3 separate regions of the Homo sapiens genome follow, and all the other regions are linked to region 2. A link is a contact called in ENCODE Hi-C or POLR2A ChIA-PET data. All regions are on one chromosome and are shown on one strand. The core of a region is the stretch at or near the end of the contact, and the rest is flanking DNA. Distances in the headings are between cores, read along the strand shown. Region 1 overlaps P3H2 (prolyl 3-hydroxylase 2). Region 2 has its middle 65 kb from the start of P3H2-AS1. Region 3 holds the start of P3H2 (prolyl 3-hydroxylase 2).

The links. Hi-C counts contacts between places; a loop is a spot of excess contacts on that map. ChIA-PET counts read pairs that join two places held with the same protein, here RNA polymerase II (POLR2A). Pooled maps may share reads with other maps.
Region 1: a pooled map shows a loop between it and region 2 (2.3-fold over the local background). The contact joins two enhancer-like sites. A Hi-C loop is called at or near these places in 1 of 168 maps with a recorded cell type or tissue (mammary epithelial cell) and 1 of 50 pooled maps. POLR2A ChIA-PET finds 5 or more read pairs at or near these places in 3 of 52 experiments (AG04449, GM12878 and Panc1).
Region 3: a map of mammary epithelial cell shows a loop between it and region 2 (3-fold over the local background). The contact joins the promoter of P3H2 here to the enhancer-like site in region 2. A Hi-C loop is called at or near these places in 19 of 168 maps with a recorded cell type or tissue (Caco-2, Calu3, GM12878 and 13 more), 3 of 37 single-sample maps with no recorded cell type and 11 of 50 pooled maps. POLR2A ChIA-PET finds 5 or more read pairs at or near these places in 3 of 52 experiments (IMR-90, MCF 10A and Panc1).

The regions. Positions count from the first base shown.
Region 1 is chr3:190,062,760-190,066,505 of GRCh38, reverse strand. The region is part of intron 1 of P3H2 (prolyl 3-hydroxylase 2); the gene reads left to right. Among named protein-coding and RNA genes, the nearest start is that of P3H2, 56 kb to the left of the region's middle. RefSeq lists a silencer at 1,972-2,266. Within about 2 kb of position 2,177, at least 2 of the 41 ENCODE cell types and tissues checked have a DNase peak (open chromatin) inside an H3K27ac peak, as active enhancers do.
Region 2 is chr3:190,184,204-190,187,841 of GRCh38, reverse strand. No RefSeq gene overlaps it. Among named protein-coding and RNA genes, the nearest start is that of P3H2-AS1, 65 kb to the right of the region's middle. Within about 2 kb of position 2,386, at least 2 of the 41 ENCODE cell types and tissues checked have a DNase peak (open chromatin) inside an H3K27ac peak, as active enhancers do; they include mammary epithelial cell, where a contact is called at or near this core.
Region 3 is chr3:190,118,420-190,122,369 of GRCh38, reverse strand. P3H2 (prolyl 3-hydroxylase 2) reads left to right here and starts at 1,473. Exons shown (of 15, transcript NM_018192.4): 1 at 1,473-2,118. The coding sequence starts at 1,639. It overlaps P3H2-AS1 (P3H2 antisense RNA 1), which reads right to left and starts at 1,406. Exons shown (of 4, transcript NR_126419.1): 1 at 1,281-1,406. RefSeq lists an enhancer at 1,087-1,266 and silencers at 1,236-1,530, 1,477-1,706, 1,917-1,996.

The DNA of each region.
Region 1 (3,746 bases), core at 928-3,427, 120 kb after region 2:
ACCTACTTCCCATCCTTACCCCCTGAGTCCCTGAAGTTTATTGTGTCATCCTTATGCCTTTGCATCCTCATAGCTCAGCTCCCACTTATGAGTGAGAACATACAATGTTTTGTTTTCCATTCCTGAGTTACTTCTCTTAGAATAATAGTCACCAATCCCATACAGGTTGGTGTGAATGCCATGCATTCATTCCTTTTTATGGCTGAGTAGTATTCCATCATATATATGTATGTATATACCACATATATATATATTCCATCATATATATGTATGTATATGCCACATGTATATATCCATATTCCATCATATATATATGTGTGTATATATGTGTGTGTGTGTGTGTGTGTATATATATATATATACACACCACAGTTTCTTTATCCACTCGTTGATTGATGGACATTTAGATCTGTTCCACATTGAAATTATATCAAGTACTCTCTCAGACCACAGTGGAATAAAATTGGAAATCAATTCCAAAAGGAACCTTCAAAACCATGCAAATACATGGAAATTATATAGCACACTCCTGAATGATCATTGGGCCAACAATGAAATCAAGATGGAAATTTAAAAATTCTTCTACCTGAACGACAATAGTGACACAAGCTATGAAAATCTCTGGGATACAGCAAAGGCGGTACTAAGGGGAAAGTTCATAGCCTTAAATGTCCACATCAAAAAGTGTTTCATAAACTTTTATAAATTATAGATTATTGGAGGGGAGACTGATGAAAGACCAAATAGGAGGCTATTGCAGTAGCCCAGAATGGTTTACTTATATCTTGGTAACAGAGGCAGATATGATGACCAAATACGTGTAGGACATTTCATATAATTAAGGAAATGACAGAATAGGCCAAACAATATTTTTTTGAATCCTGTATTGACTAAGACTTTGACTAGAGAGAGTCTTCAGTTAGAAAGTAATTCTATAGGAGCAGTACTGAAAAAAAAATCTCTATGTCGTTACTGATTAACATAACACTGACTGTTGTAAAAGAGAAACTCCTAAATCTCAGTGGCTTAAAACAATAAAAGTTTATTTCTCATATAAAGTTCAAGAGGTGTTGGGTGATGGGGAGGAGTACTCTTCCTCTGACGTCTTCAACAAATGGCTTCAAAATCCTCCTGGGTATTGACACTCATCAACCAGTTGATAGACAAGGAAAGGGAGGGAGGGTAATGGATTCCATGGAAGGTTTTTATGGGCCAAGCCTGGGAATGGCATGTATCACCTGCATCCATATTCTGATGTATAACTCAGTCTTGTGGTCACATTAATGCAAAAGGACTGAACAATATTGTCTCACTTTTTGCCCAGGATGACAGGGAAACAAGTTTAGTGAACAACCAGATGGAATCTGAAATGCTGTCATTGCCTTGGGGAGACTCGGTTTTTTAATGGAGACAGTGCTCTCCTGGAGACCTTGGACATCAGTGCCTTCTGGCATAAGCAGTTTTTAGGCAGGGAGTCCTCCAATTATGGAGAGCCAGCCTACCAGAAACCAAGAGCCCAAACTCTTTACGCAACAACAGGCTTTTCCTAGAAGATGGAATTAGCTGAACAGCCCCTGCAGTCTACTGTTTGCACCTAAGGAAGCTGCTTTACATTTTGATTTTGTTGTATATCAGAAGACTGGCTGACACAAAACAAGAAGGCTTATCTTATAGCCTCTGATATGTCCTGTTACTTCCTGCTGCCAGGAAAATGCTTAAGACAGCATGTTAATTTAGGAGGGATTTTCAAAACTATACGGTATGACTCAAATTTTATATTTTTCAAATATAGACATCTTTGTTATTATAAATATGTACATTTAGACTGTTACTTCAGTGAAGCCTCAGATATACCCATTTTTGCTCTGCACTTGTCCCTGGTGACTTCCAGAGTATCTGGCATACCATTGTCTCAATAAAAATAGGCTGAATAGATAAATATATATGTGAATGCACAAAGACTGGAAATGTACATCAGATGTTATTTAAATATATTTTAAGTTACAAAATATCCCCTTGCTTAAACCTGTCGACTTCAGATTCAGAAGAGTCATACCGTGATGAGATTTACTGAGCAGCTATCAGCCTAGCCCTTCCAGCACAGCCCTATTTGTTGACTCACTCCCTAGGAAGGATCAGAAACAAAGTTACTGAAGTGTAGCCAAGAATTTAGTTATTAAGAATATTTATTCTGGCTGGGTTCAGTGACTCATGTCTATAATCCCAGCACTTTGGGAGGCCGAGGTTGGAGAATCACTTGAGCTCAGGATTTCAAGAACTGAGCAACAGGAGTTCACCCTGGGCAACATAGTAAGGCCTGTTCTCCACTAAAAATTAAAAAAAAAAAAAAGTTAGGTGTGGTGGTGTGTGCCTGTAGTCACAGTTACTTGGGAGGCTGAGGCAGGAGGATCACTTGAGCCTGGGAGGTCAAGACTACAGTGAGCTATGATTGCCCTACTATTCTCCAGCCTGGGTAACAGTGAGACCCTGTCTCAAAAAAAAAAAAAAAAAAAAAGTTTATTCTAAAATGATTTCTTAAATGTTTATTTAAATTTAAATGCTTAAATAGATATATAGTTAAGTATAAACATTCTCAAATCTAACTCATGGTGAAAAGAGCAAGGAGGCTCTTCAAATTCATTTCTCGCAGAAAGTAACAAATTGGCTGCTCTCTTTAAAGCCTCTGCCTATCTGCTCCCCATCTTTTTCTGCATATCCTGGGGTAACAGCTTATGTTCCAGAGGCAGCTCGGAAGTCTCTAATGGTCACCATACAGGCTTCACTCACTCCAAAAATAAACATTGTAATTACAACCACCACCACAGTGGGCGTGAGGAGACTTTCACACATTTATATGTCACAGAACATCAAGGGTGGAAATTGTATTGAAGCACTGTTATCTGAATCTCTAACAAAGCACACACCTGGTATTTAGTAACACATTAATCATGCAAAGGGAAGCTTTTAAACTTAAAAAATGGAAGTCTGAAAGCAACTGCAGGTATGATTTTTAAAAATAACTTTGGTAGCAAGCGGTGTCTGATGTGGTTGTCCTATTTAAAGAGAACCATTAGTACTGTCTGTAATGCAATAGCCAAACGTATTGACCAGAGCAAAAGTTTAGCAAAATGCCTTTTTCCCAAGAACATTTGCTTTTGCCTGTGGAATGCTGACAAGTAGGATGCTGTGCTCAGGCATGGAAATGATAAATACTGTCTCTTCATGTCAGATTACTGATCACATTAAATAATCCACAGCCCTTGCTATCTGCAGACTCCAGCACTAACTAACTAGAAGCAGCTTATCATTTACCAGTAGTTGTGTACACCCCATGGCACCATTTTCATAGATTATGAAGCCATTTGTAAAAAGTAGAACTCCTAAATTTAAACTAAAACATCTCAGGAGCCATTTGTTGGGGAATGTGGTTTGGGCCCAAATACACTGGCTTAATAGAAGAATAGCTTTATATAACTTCTCTGATTGATTAAAAGTCTTAATGATGAAAGCTCAGAGCTAATCTTAAACAAAATTATTCAATAGAATTTGCTCATGGCCCTCAACTACTGCCTGCTCCACATTCTTGCTCCCAATTCTGATGTTATCCCATTCTGGTATTCTGTTCCCACCAGTTCATTATGCCAGGGTCTTGCTTCCTGTTCAAGTCCTTGGTGGTGGTTAGGATATGGAGTTTGTAAATGTAAGATTGAATCAGTGGGGAATAACGTTATCTCACTGATGCAAGA
Region 2 (3,638 bases), core at 1,137-3,636:
AATTAGCTAGATGGCGTGTCATGTACCTATAGACCCAGCTACTCAGGAAGCTGAGGTGGGAGGAATGCTTGGGCCTAGGAACTCAGGGCTGTAGTGAGTTGTGATTGCACCACTGCACTCCAGCCTGGGTGACAGGGCAAGACTCTATATTAAAAAATATAAACAAACAAACAAAAATAAGTAAAATTCAGGGCTTGTGGCTTCAGAACAGTTCCAGAATGATTAAGTTTTGCAGATTAGGATTTTTTTAAAAAATTAAGTTGTGCAAGTTTGTTGTTTAGGCATGTATAATCAAATTCAATTTTTAGGATGTTTTATATTTAATTAAAAAGTTTTTAGGTCAGCTGTGAAAAATAAGTTAATATTTCTCCCACTTCACAAACTAAAAAATTAAAATGCAGGTTATAGAGCAACACAAGAGCAGCATCTTTGGTCTTCAATCTTTTCCTTGGCTCACTGAACTGCATAGTGGGACAAAAAGCGATTTTACTGCTAAGCCTCACCTTTGATCCAGAGTGCCCAGTACGCCCTTGTTCTGCGCAATGAAGCATATTCATTCAGAAATAGCATGGAAATTCAGAAGAGAACTGGTAGTTCCACAGTGCGTGTGTGTGTGTGTGTGTGTGTGTGTGTGTGTGTGTGGTTTTGTGTGTGGTTTGTTGTTGTTGTTGTTTGAGATAGAGTCTTGCTCTGTCACCCAGGCTGGAGTGTACTGGCTCAATCTCGGCTCACTGCAACCTTCGCCTTCCAGGTTCAAGCGATTCTCTTCCCTCCTCCTGAGTAGCTGGGATCACAGGCACCTGCCACCACGTCTGGCTAATTTTTTTGTATTTTCAGTAGAGACGGGGTTTCACCATGTTGGCCAGGCTGGTTTCGAACTCCTGACTTCAAGTGCTCTGCCTGCCTCGGCCTCCCAAAGTGCTGGGATTACAGGCATGAGCCACCACACCGGCCCACAGTGTGCTTTTGAAGAGCAACAGGCTTACAGCTTTCAAATATGCTCTCACTTTGGGGTTAAAGCAGGTCACTTAGTCATCACTGTCTCAAAACTCCTGTCCCCTCCAACCCTGGATCCCCACTGCACTACAACTCTCGAATTCCCTATCTCAGTGAACCCACTGTTTTACCCAAGGCTGAACTTAGGCACCACCTTAGATTCCACATCCAGTATACCATCAAGCTGTTGCTTCTTAGTACTTACCCTCTTGAGTCCACCTCTCTTCCTTCTCCATTGCAACTTAGTTCAAGTCACCATTCTTCTATGTGGCCTCCCTGCCTCCAGTCTTGTCCCATTCCAATGTTACGCACATTGTAGCCACACTACTTCTACAGCAGAAATAGACTGTAGCTATTTCACCGCTTTAAAACCTTTCAGTGCTTTCTGGCTGATTGCCACCCACCCACTCTAATCTCCTTCACTCCTTCTCCAGGACAAATATGGTTTAGAAGACTTTATTGTGGTTTAGGAGACTTGCACAATTTGGTCCTGTATCTCACCACCCTCATTTCTCCTCACTCCATTTTGTACTCTACGTTTTGTCCAGTATGAACAAGCTACAGTCCTATGAAGGCACCTTGCTGCGGTTCCCACCCTGTTTTCTGGCTTATATAAATGCAATATCTTTTACATGCAACATCCTTTCACACTATTCCCCACTTCATTCCTTCTCCTTGCACCCATCGCCTAAATAATTCCTACTGATGCTACTGGCCTCAACTAACATACTATATTTTCCAGGAAGCCTCTCTGAGCCCTCTAAACTGGGTTAGTGTTCATGTGCTGGGCTGTTTGACAGCTGGTATTTACTCCTAGTTAATACAAATGGCATTGTTTTAAAACTGCATATTCATTGTGCGTTACCTCCATTACACTGTCAGCAATTTAACTGTGAAGCCTGTGCCTTTTACTTATTTGTGTAACTCCACAATAGTTAGCATACAGATTATACATCATTGGCTCTCAATAAATATTAGTGGAAATAATAAATGATCTAATTAGTGAATAAAGGATTGGTATTATAAAGGTTCCTATACAATAAAATTGTATTTTCTGTGAGGCTTAACATATTAACACCCTCCTAGCCCTTGACTAACACACAGCAACACTATACTACAGGGGAGTTTCATTATACTGTGTGAACTTAGCAAGTGCTGATTTTTGCTATTTTTCATTGGGAGTGGGGCAGAACACTACAGCTGGAGCCATCATAAGCAAAGCGACTTTAAAAATTCTTGCCTTTTGTCCCACCTTTGCCAATACTCAGGCTTTATCTTGGCTATGTCTTAAGATTCTACCAACTAATGGAATCCCCCGCCTTGGCGTTTTGGCACTGGTTAAATAACCACATTTTTATTAAATGAAACATGAGTCAGCATCTTCCCAGAATCTGTAAGTTCGTTCCTGGTAATGGTTTAGGAATGTGCTTCTCAAACTTTAGCATGCATAACGATTCTGGAGATTTCCTAATTCCCACACTCTTGGCATCCTGGGCCACATAGCTAGACCCCCATCTCTACAAAAAATAACATAATTAGGCCAGGCATGGTGGTCCACGCCTGTAATCCCAGCACTTTGGGAGGCTGAGGCGGATGGATCACCTGAGGTCAGGAGTTCGAGACCAGCCTGACCGACATGGAGAAACCCCATCTCTACTAAAAATACAAAAATCAGCTGGGCGTGATGGGGCACACCTGTAATCCCAGCTACTCAGGAGGCTGAGACAGGAGAATCGCTTGAGCCTGGGAGGTGGAGGCTGCAGTAAGCTGAGACTGGGCCATTGCATTCCAGCCTGGGCAACAAAAGCGAAACTCTGTCTCAAAAATAGAATAATAAAATAATTAGCTGAGTGTGGTGGTGTGCACCTGGTAGTCCTTGCTACTCCGGAGGCTGAGGCAGGAGGATCTCTTGAGCCCAGGAGGTTGAGGTTACAGTGAGCTATGATGACACCACTGTACTCCAGCACTCCAGCCTGAGTGACAGAGCAAGACCCTGCCAAAAAAAAAAAAAGAAAAAAAAAAAACTTGGATCAAGTCTTAAGAATTTGCATTTCTAACAAGTTCCTAGATCAAGCCGATGTTAGCAGTTCAAAGATCATACTAGTTTAGACAACAATCAGCAGCACTAGTTTAGACAACAATCAGCAGTTATTTATTGAGAGGTTGTAGTGTGAGAGACAAAACAGGTAGGGAGAGATCCTGCTAAAAGAGCAACCAATCAATTCCACAAACACTTACAGTGCCTAGTGTGCCACCAAGTGCAGTTTTGCCACCAGGACTCAGAGATATATAAGGAGCCATCCCTGCTCTCCAAGAGCTCTTGGTGTAGTGACAGAAACTGACAACTCAGATTGCGATAGGGATTATAGCTGTTAAGTAGCTTGTCTCCTTTAAAACACAGACTAGGCCTAGTGCGGTGGCTCATGCGTGTAATCCCAGCACTTTGGGAGGCTGAGGAGGGGACATCACTTCAGGCCAAGAGTTCGAGACCAGCCTGGCCAACATGGCAAAACTTTGTCTCTACTAAAGATACAAAAATTAGCCTGGCGTGGTGGTGCACACCTGTAGTCTTAGGTATCAGGAGGCTGAGGCACAAGAATCGCCTGAATTCAGGAGGTGGAGGCTGCAGTGAGCCAAGATCA
Region 3 (3,950 bases), core at 224-2,723, 65 kb after region 2:
TGTGAAGCCAAGGAACACGAAAGAGGGGAACACCTTGGCTAAGAATGTATTCGTGACAGAGGAGAAGGGGAGGAACAGGAAGCCTCCAGCTAGTCGTTTGGAATCTGGCAACCATTTCTGTCAGCTTTCTCATTCCTAGATTGATGCAGATTGCTTAATTCCTTGAGGTAAGGGATATACTAAATTGCCTCTTTGTTCAACTCTTAGAATAAGAATTTCCCTCTCCTCTCCCGTCCCCTCCCCTCCCCTCCTCTCCTCTCTTTTCTTTTTCTTTGTTTTTTTTGTTTTTGAGACGGAGTCTCACTCTGTCACCCAGGCTGCATGATCTCAGCTCACTGCAACCTTCACCTCCCAGGTTCAAGCAATTATCCTGCCTCAGCCTCCTGAGTAGCTGGGTCTGCAGGCACGTGCCACCACGCCCAGCTAATTTTTGTATTTTTAGTAGAGACGGGGTTTTGCCATGGTGGCCAGGCTGGTCTCGAACTCCTGACCTCAGGTGATCCACCCGCCTTGGCCTCCCAAAGTGCTGGGATTACAGGGGTGAGCCACTGCACCTGGCCCACAGCAAGAATTTTTTTCTGAATAGCATTTTACGTGTTAGGCGTCTGGCTGTTTAGGAGATGAGGAAACTGAGGCCCTCAGTTGCCAAGGTCACACAGCTGGTAAACGGACGGAGCCAGAATGCGAGTACAGCTCCTCCTGCCTCCAAAGGTTCTCTGGGCCCTGTAAAACCACGGGCTGCACAGGAAAGGCAGGCTATATATTGTTCTTCCCCTGGCCCAGCGCCCTGATCCAATGCCCGGACACACATCCACACCAAGTTGGACGAAAAGGTAAGGGAGAAACCTTCCCCAAGAGAAGAAGCGGTAAGCTTTGGTTCTAAAGGCCCTGGGTTGGGTCCGTCCTTTGCCACTTCTCAGCTCTATGCATTTAGGCAAATCACTTATCTTCTTAAACCTCCGCATCTGGGCCTACAGGGCCTCTATGGGTTTTTTTTCTATTTATTTATTTATTTATTCTTTTTTTTTTTAACTTTACGTTCCGGGATACACGTGCAGAATGCGCAGATTTGTTGCGTAGGTACACATGGCATCTACGGTTTGATTCAGTCTGAAATGGCGCTCCAGGCTTCATTTAGAAGGTGAAGCACTCTGCAAACTGCGAGGCCATACAGAGATTCCAGAATATGATTAAGGCCCTAACCTTGCTAAGCTGGATTTTCTTTATTTCCCAAAAAGAAGACTAATACTATCCACTTGTACAACCAGAAGGGAGCTCACGTGTAAAGCGCCTCGTCCCCGGCCGGCCTCAAGCGGCGCTAGCTCTCTGGCTGGCGCTGGAGTGTGCCGCCCCTGGCAGCCCCGCCGCTGCAGCGGGGAGCCTGGGAGAGCGGCTCTCGGAGTCTCAGGCAGCAGGAGGAGCGTGTGAGCTGTGGGCGTCCCTTTAAGAGCGGCTGGCCAGGCACGGCCTCCGCCTCTCAGTACGCGGAGCGCCGGCGGTCACCTGGGGCTCGCGGAGCGGCCAGATCGCGGCGGAGTCGGCGCGCTTCCCCGAGGGAAGGTGGGAGAGGGGACCCGGACGCGAGGTGCCCCGAAGCCCTCTCGAGCGTAACCGTCCCGCGCCTCTCTGAGGCGGAGGATGCGGGAGCGCATCTGGGCGCCGCCGCTGCTGCTGCTGCTGCCGCTGCTACTGCCGCCGCCACTGTGGGGCGGCCCCCCGGACAGCCCACGCCGGGAGCTGGAGCTGGAGCCCGGGCCTCTGCAGCCCTTCGACCTGCTCTACGCCAGCGGCGCGGCCGCCTACTACAGCGGAGACTACGAGCGAGCGGTGCGCGACTTGGAAGCGGCGCTGCGCAGCCACCGGCGCCTGCGGGAAATCCGCACGCGCTGTGCCCGCCACTGCGCGGCGCGCCACCCGCTCCCGCCCCCGCCCCCCGGCGAGGGCCCCGGCGCTGAGCTGCCCCTTTTCCGCTCCTTGTTGGGGCGGGCGCGCTGTTATCGCAGCTGTGAGACCCAGCGCCTCGGGGGCCCCGCATCCCGCCACCGCGTCAGCGAGGATGTGCGCAGCGACTTCCAGCGCAGAGTGCCCTACAACTACCTGCAGCGGGCCTACATCAAGGTACCCACAGAGCGCTCCTCCACTGCAAAGCCCCTGCGGCTCTCACACGCTCTCTTGAGCCCTCCCTGCTGCCCCCGTCATCTCTGTTCAGTCTTTCGAATTGGGTCTCCTTAAATATGTGTCTCAGTTTGTGAATCCAGATATCTGGTGGCCCTATCTCTGTATGCAACAATTGATTAACTTGGACAAGTCTTTTTCTCTCTTTCTCAGAGCCAGCTTCTCTCTCAAAAAGAGGACTGTCCTGATAAGGTGATGTTTAAAGTACCCATTCAGCACTAATTCATGAGGCATTGACAAAGCTGAATCTAGTACAATTTATCTTCTCCCTTCTCACTTCCCATTTCTCTTCTCCCTTCTCACTTCCCATTTCTCTTCTCCCTTCTCACTTCCCATTTCTTTTGTCTCCTCTCTCTTATCCTTCCTATACTGTAGTCTGCACCTTTTCTCTGAAGTTTAAAAGAATCTTCAAAATAGTGAAGTTGAAAGACCTGTTCCAAAACAAATTTCTCTCTCTTCTCCCCTTCACCTACAAAAAAGTAAAGATCAAAGGTTAAAGAGAAGGTATGCTTGGAGGAGGCGAAGCTGTTTGAGGCAGTCTCAGTCAAAGTATCCACCCTAAGTGTTGACTTTTTCTCCTTTGATAGAGGGCTTACGTTTTCTGGTGGTATGCATTGGACTGGGTTACTAGGCATCAGTCCTCTCTTTCTAGTTTTATTTTTGTATGCCTAACTTGCCTAAAGTTAGCGTCAGGAGGTATAGTATGCATATTGACATATTGTTCACATCCATAACTTTGAAGATCTCTCTGGATGCTTCAGCAGAGGGAATTTGAATGAGTTCTTCAACCTCCACTGCCACTCACCCAATTTTCCTTCAAATTGACACTCTTAACCCTTCTTTCTCGTTTTCTGTGTTAATATATCAATGTATCTTCTACAGCTACCGGAAAAGTGGAAGCTTTGGGGTTGGTTGTTCATGCTAGCCAATGGACCAGGCTGCTCTGCTCTGCTCTGCTCTGCTGTGCTCTGCTTTGCTTTCTTTTCTCCTCTCCTCTCCCCTCCTCTCCTCTCCTCTCCTCTCCCCTCCCCTCCCCTCCCCTCCCCTCCCCTCCCCTCTCCTCTCCTCTCTTCCTTTTCTTTTCTTTTTTTGACGGAGTTTTGCTCTTGTCACCCAGGCTGGAGTGCAGTGGTGCAATCTGGGCTCACTGCAACCTCCGCCTCCCGGGCTCAAACGATTCTCCTGCCTCAGCCTCCTGAGTAGCTGGGATTACAGGTGTGCACCACCATGCCGGGCTAATTTTTGTGTGTGTTTGTGTATTTTTAGTAGCGAAGGGGTTTCACCATGTTGGCCAGGCTGGTCTCGAACTCCTGACCTCAGGTGACCCGTCCGTCTCCGCCTCCAAAAGTGCTGGGATTATAGGCGTGAGCACGGCTGGACCAGGCTGTGTTTCTAAGGAGATGAAAGTACATACCATGTTCAAATATCCAAATGCCTTTTGCAGCTCATCCCACAAGATCTCTGCCCTCATCTGTGGTAGGGTTCTCTCAGATTGGCAACTGTTGGTGGAGTGCACGAAATTTCAACTAAGTATAAATCTTAACTTCCTTGTGTTGTGGCTAAGGTGTTGGAGTTCACTGGACTAGTATCTTGGGCAAGAAATGAGGAGAAAGTCTGAATCCTTTCCAGGACTTGTCTTCTGCTTGCTTGTGCCTCCTGATTGCTAAGGCATGTATGAAGTATAACTCTAATTTCTTCTAAGTGATTTACACAATTTCTGGTGGTCTTACAGAAATCAGTCAACACCAGGCAGAGAGGGGACCTTGAGTGTCTGA